2 separate regions of the Homo sapiens genome follow, and region 2 is linked to region 1. Evidence: read pairs that join two places in POLR2A ChIA-PET (ENCODE). Cell type or tissue: PC-3. All regions are shown on one strand. Each heading gives the region's core, and the rest is flanking DNA. Links, peaks and the distances in the headings are about the cores only. Region 1 has its middle 15 kb from the start of LINC02156. Region 2 holds the start of LOC105369746 (a long non-coding RNA gene).

Region 1 (2,814 bases), core at 61-2,560:
AGGGAACCCTATCATGCTAACAGCAGACTTCTCAGTATAAACCTTACCAACCAAGATAGGCTGGTGGCCTATTTTCAGCATTCTAAAAGACAAGAAATTGTATTTCGCAGAGAAATACAAAAGACTCTCAGAGACTATTATGAACACCTCTGTGCACACAAACTAGAAAATTTAGAGGAAATGGATTAATTTCTGGAAACACACAAGGCCCCAAGATTGAATCAGGAAGAAGTTGAAACACTGGACAGATCAATGTGAAGTTCCAAAATTGAATCAGTCACAAAAAAAGCCCCAGACCAGATGGATTCACAGTTGGGTGAATTCTGCCAGATGTACAAAGAAGAGGTGGTACCAATTCTACTGAAACTATTCCAAGAAAACAAGGAGGAGGATGCCTCCCTAACTCATTCTGTGAAGCCGTCATCACCCTGATACCAAAACCTGGCAAAGACACAATGAAAAAAAGAAAACTACAGGCCAATGTCCCTGATGAACATAGACAAAAATAACTTTAACCAAATCCAACAAAACCAAATCTAACAGCACATCAAAAAACTAATTCACAATGATCAAGTAGGCTTCATTCGTGGGATGCAAGGTTGGTTCAGCTGTGCAAATCAATAAATGTGATTCACCATATAAACAGAATTAAAAACAAAAGCCGTATGATCATCTCAATAGACATGGAGAAAGCTTTTGATAAAAGCTAACATCCTTTAATCGTAAAAGCCCTTAACAAACTAGGCATTGAAGGAACATGCCTCAAAATAATAAGAGCCATCTATCACAAACCCACAGTCAATATCATACTGAATGGGAAAAAACTGGAAGCATTTCCCTTGAGAAAAAGAACATGACAAAGATGCCTACTCTCCTCACTGCTATTCAAAATAGCACCAGAAGTGCTAGCCAGAACAATCAGGTAAGATAAAAAAAAAAAAGACATCCAAATAGTAAAAGAAGAAGTCAAGCTATCTCTCTTTGCTGATGATATGATTCTACACCTAGAAAACCCTAAAGATTCTGCCAAAAGGGCTCTGGAACTTATAAACAACTTCAGTAAAGTTTCAGGATACAAAATCAATGTACAAAATTGGTAGCATTTCTATACACCAATAATATTCAAACTGAGAGACAAATTGAGAATGTAATTTCATTTACAGTAGCCAAAAAAAAAACCCTAAAATACCTAGGAATACATCTAACCAAAGAAGTGAAAGAGTTCTACAAGGAGAAGTACAAAATGCTACTAAAATAAATCATAGTTGACACAAACAAATGAGAAACATTTCTTACTCATTCCTTGCTCGTGGCTATTAAAGTAGCCACACTGCCCAAAGCAATCTACAGATTCAATGCTATTTCTATCAAACTACCAAGGTCATTACTCACAGAAGTAGAAAAAAGCTGTTCTAAAATTCATATGGAATCCCCAAAAAGCCTGACTGGCCAAAGCAAAGCAAAACTAATAAAGCCAGAGATATCATATTACCTGATTTCAAACTATACTACAAGGTTAGGCAACAGTAACTAAAACAGCATGGTATTGGTACAAAAACAGATGCATAAATCAATGAAAAAGATTAGGGAACTCAGAAATAAAGCCACCATCTACAGCCATCTGTTCTTTGACAAAGCTGACAAAAATAAGCAACGGGTAAAAGACTTCCTATTCAGTAAATGGTGCTTGGATAGCTGGCTAGCCATATGCAGAAGAATGAAACTGGACTCCTACCTCTCACCATATACAAAAATTAACTCAAGATTGATTAAAGATTTAAATATAAGACTTCAAACTATAAGGATTCTAGAAAAAGACCTAGGAAATATCATTCTGAACATTGGCCTTGGAAAGAATTTATGACTATGTCCTCAAAACCAATTGCAACAAAAACAAAAATTGACAAGTGGAACCCAATTAAACTAAAGACCTTCTGCAGAGCAAAAGAAACTATCAACAGAGTAAACAGACAACCTACAGGATGGGAGAAAATATTTGCAAACTATGCATTTGACAAAGGTCTAATATCCAGAATCTATAAGGAACTTAAACAATTGAACAAACAAAAACCAAATAACCCCATTCAGAAAGACATGAACAGACACTTCTCAAAGGAAGACATACAAGTGGCCAACAAGCATGAAAAAATGGTCCACATCTGATATGGTTGGGCTTTGTGTCCCTACCCAAATCTCATCTTGAATTGTAATCCCTATAATCCCCACACGTCAAGGGAGAGAACACGTGGAGATAATTGAATCATGGGGGTGGTTTCCCCCATGCTGTTCTCGTGACAGTGAGTTCTCATGAAATCTGATGGCTTTATAAAGGGCTCCTCCCCCTTCACTCAGCACTTCTCCTTTCTACTGCCTTTTGAAGAAGATGCCTTGCTTCCCCTTTGCCTTCCATCATGATTGTAAGTTTCCTGGGGCATCCCCAGCCATGCTGAACTGTGAGTCAATTAAACCTCTTTCCTTTATAAATTACCCAGTCTTAGGCAGTTGTTTATAGCAGTATGAAAATGGACTGATACAACATCACTAATCATTAGATAAATGCGAATTAAAGCCATAATACGATACCATCTCACACCAGTCAGAGTGGCTGTTAGTAAAAAGTCAAAAACAACAAATGTCAGCGAGGCTGAGAAAATAAGGGAATGCTCACACTCTGTTGGTAGGAATGTAAATTAATTCAGCCACGGTGGAAAGCAGTTTGGTGGTCTTTCAAAGAACTTAAAAGTGAATTACCATTTGACCTAGCAATCCCATTATTGGGTATATCCCCAAAGAAAAATAAATCATTCTACCAAA
Region 2 (2,814 bases), core at 223-2,722, 150 kb before region 1:
ATCCTGCTCTGGAGTTTCCTTAAAATTTGAATATCTAAGGTTAGAAGGTGATGTCTGCCTATAGGAGTGATATAACTGCCTCTGCTGTCTAGTATGTAGCCCACAGAGAGGGTATGGATGGTATCGAGGTTAAGAACATGGGCTTGGGGGTGCACACATCTTGGAGAAAATTGAGTGTATGCCCTTTATTGGTGATGGGAACTTTTGCGAGAATCTTAAACTCTTTATGGCTCAGATACCTAAACTTTAAAATGAAAATAAAAACACACACCTCATAGGACTGTTAGTTTTAAATGCCATAATATCTGTAAGGCACTTGGCATAATGTTTGGCGCTTAGTAAATAGTCAATAAATACAAACAATTAAAAATGCATCCACGATCTATCATTTCCTGATTCAGAGAGGAAAGGAACTAAAAATGTACTAGGATTAAAACGGTTTTTGGAAGGATGTATATTCTTGTGACTAATGTTTATTTTAGAAAGACGGAAGTGAAAAAATAGCTGAAATAATTGCTTTAATGGGCAACATATTTACAAAAACTTTTTTTTTAATTTTCACAGAACCAGAAATTATGGTGCTACAAAAATACCTGCTTATCTTAGAGCCAAAACATTTCAATTTTAAAAAATGGCCTCGTATGGCAGATACATAAGTCAGGTATGCCACTCCTGGGATCATATCGGATGGGAGGCAGGATTAGATTACAGCTCCAGACAGAGCGGCATGCAGAGGCTTGCCTTGTGAATTTTAGCTCCAGATCGACTGCAAGAACAAACCAGCAATCCTGAGAGGATCCACAGACTCTCTGAAGGAAGCAGACTGCTCCTGCAGGACCCAGGAGACCCCCAAATACTGTGAGTGCCCCAACTGCAGTGCCACAACTGCAGAAGTGGGAAAGGGAGACCCTCCTCTCCCGAACACACACCCCCACTGGAGAAGCCGAAGATCTGTTTGTGGGAGAAGTTTCTGACTTTACCTGAAGCTGAGTCAAGTTAGAGAGCCAAGCGAAAAACAGGGGTAGAGGAAGCGGCAGAAAGGCCCTGGAAGCTCGCTGGGTGCCCCTGCAGCCCATTCCTGCCTGGCACCACAGGGATCCACTGAGAGGGTGGCCAGAGATGCAGGGGGTAAAACTCCACAGGGAGAAGGAATGCTCTAGCCGAAATTTGTACCAATTTGAACAGGGTGAGAAACCTCCTGGCCAGAACTCAGGGGAGGGCGTGAATCCAGTATGCAGACTTCACTCGTAGGGGAAGAACTAAAGCCCTTTTCTTTCACAGCTGTGAGGCAGATAGCCTTGGGCAAGTTTTCAAGCCTATCTCTCCCTCTTCCTGGAAACAGACTCAGGGCTGTTGGTGGGACATGGTGGGAGTGAGACCAGCCCTTCCGTTTGCATGAGAGCTGGGTGAGGGCTCTGACTGCCAGCTTTCCTCCACTTCCCTGATAACCTGCATGACTCAGCAGAGGCAGCCCTAATCCTCCTAGGTACACAACTCCAGTGACCTGGGAATCTCACTCCCATCTCCCACAGCAGCCACAGCAAGACTTGCCCAAGGAGAGTCTGAGCCTCCTGAACAGTCTGAGCGTATGCCTAGCCCTGCCCCCACCTGATGGTCCTTCCCTATCCACCCTGGTAGTGGAAGATAAACGGCATATAATCTTGGGAGTTCTAGGGTCCCACCCACTACTGGTCCCTCTCCACATTACTACAGCTGATGTTTTCTGGAAAATGCCACCTCCTGGCAGGAGGCCAACCGGCACAAAAATAGAGCATTAAACCACCAAAGCTACAGACCTTCAGAAAGTCTATTGCACCTTCTGCCACCTCCACCAGAACAAGCGCTGGTATCCACGGCTGAGAGACCCGTAGACAGTTCACATCACAGGACTCTGTGCAGACAACCCCCAGTAGCAGCCTAGAGCCTGGTAGACTTGCTGGGTGGCTAGACCCAGAAGAGAGACAACAATCACTGCAGTTCAGCTCACAGGAAGCCACATCCATAGGAAAAGGGGGAGAGTACTACATCAAGGGAAGACCCTGTGGGACAAAAGAATCTGAACGACAGCCTTCAGCCCTAGACCTTCCCTTTGACAGAGCCTACCCAAATGAGAAGGAGCCAGAAAACCAATCCTTGTAATATGACAAAACAAGGCCCTTCAACACCCCCCAAAAATCACACTAGTTCACCAACAATGGATCCAAACCAAGAAGAAATCCCTAATTTACCTGAAAAAGAATTCAGGAGGTTAGTTATTAAGCTAATCAGGGAGAGACCAGAGAAAAGTGAAGCGCAATGCAAGGAAATCCAAAAAATGATACAAGAAGTGAAGGGAGAAATATTCAAGGAAATAGATAGCTTAAAGAAAAAACAATACAAAATTCAGGAAACTTTGGACACACTTTTAGAAATGTGAAATGCTCTGGAAAGTCTCAGCAATAGAATTGAATAAGTAGAAGAAAGAAATTCAGAGCTCAAAGACAAGGCCTTTTTTTTTTTTTTTTTTTTTTTGAGATGGAGTTTCACTCTTGCTGCCCAGGCTGGAGTGCAATGGTGCGATCTCCGCTCACCGCAACCTCCACCTCCCGGGTTCAAGCGATTCTCCTGCCTCAGCCTCCCAAGTAGCTGGGATTACACCATGCCCAGCTAATTTTATATTTTTAGTAGAGACAGGGTTTCTCCATGTTGGACATGCGGCCTCAAACTCCTGACTTCAGGTGATCCACCCACCTCAGCCTCCCAAAGTGCTGGGCCGTGCCCAATGACAAGTTCTTCAAATTAAACCAATCCAACAAAGACAAAGAAAAAAGAATA

The links. ChIA-PET counts read pairs that join two places held together with the same protein. Peaks named below come from ENCODE experiments on the same cell type or tissue, not always from the same donor. Only the 100,000 strongest peaks of a DNase experiment are listed, where the experiment ranks them.
Region 2: POLR2A ChIA-PET joins it to region 1 with 13 read pairs; 2 of 35 experiments call an interaction of 5 or more read pairs at or near these places.

Annotation. Positions count from the first base shown.
Region 1 is chr12:47,399,069-47,401,882 of GRCh38, forward strand. No RefSeq gene overlaps it. Among named protein-coding and RNA genes, the nearest start is that of LINC02156, 15 kb to the right of the region's middle. In PC-3, for the core only: no CTCF peak of the experiment used is centred there; a DNase peak (open chromatin) is centred at 1,363.
Region 2 is chr12:47,248,571-47,251,384 of GRCh38, forward strand. LOC105369746 (a long non-coding RNA gene) reads right to left here and starts at 1,891. Exons shown (of 2, transcript XR_007063288.1): 1 at 1,797-1,891. In PC-3, for the core only: no CTCF peak of the experiment used is centred there; a DNase peak (open chromatin) is centred at 1,291; H3K4me3 peaks cover 1,218 bases; H3K27ac peaks cover 1,920 bases.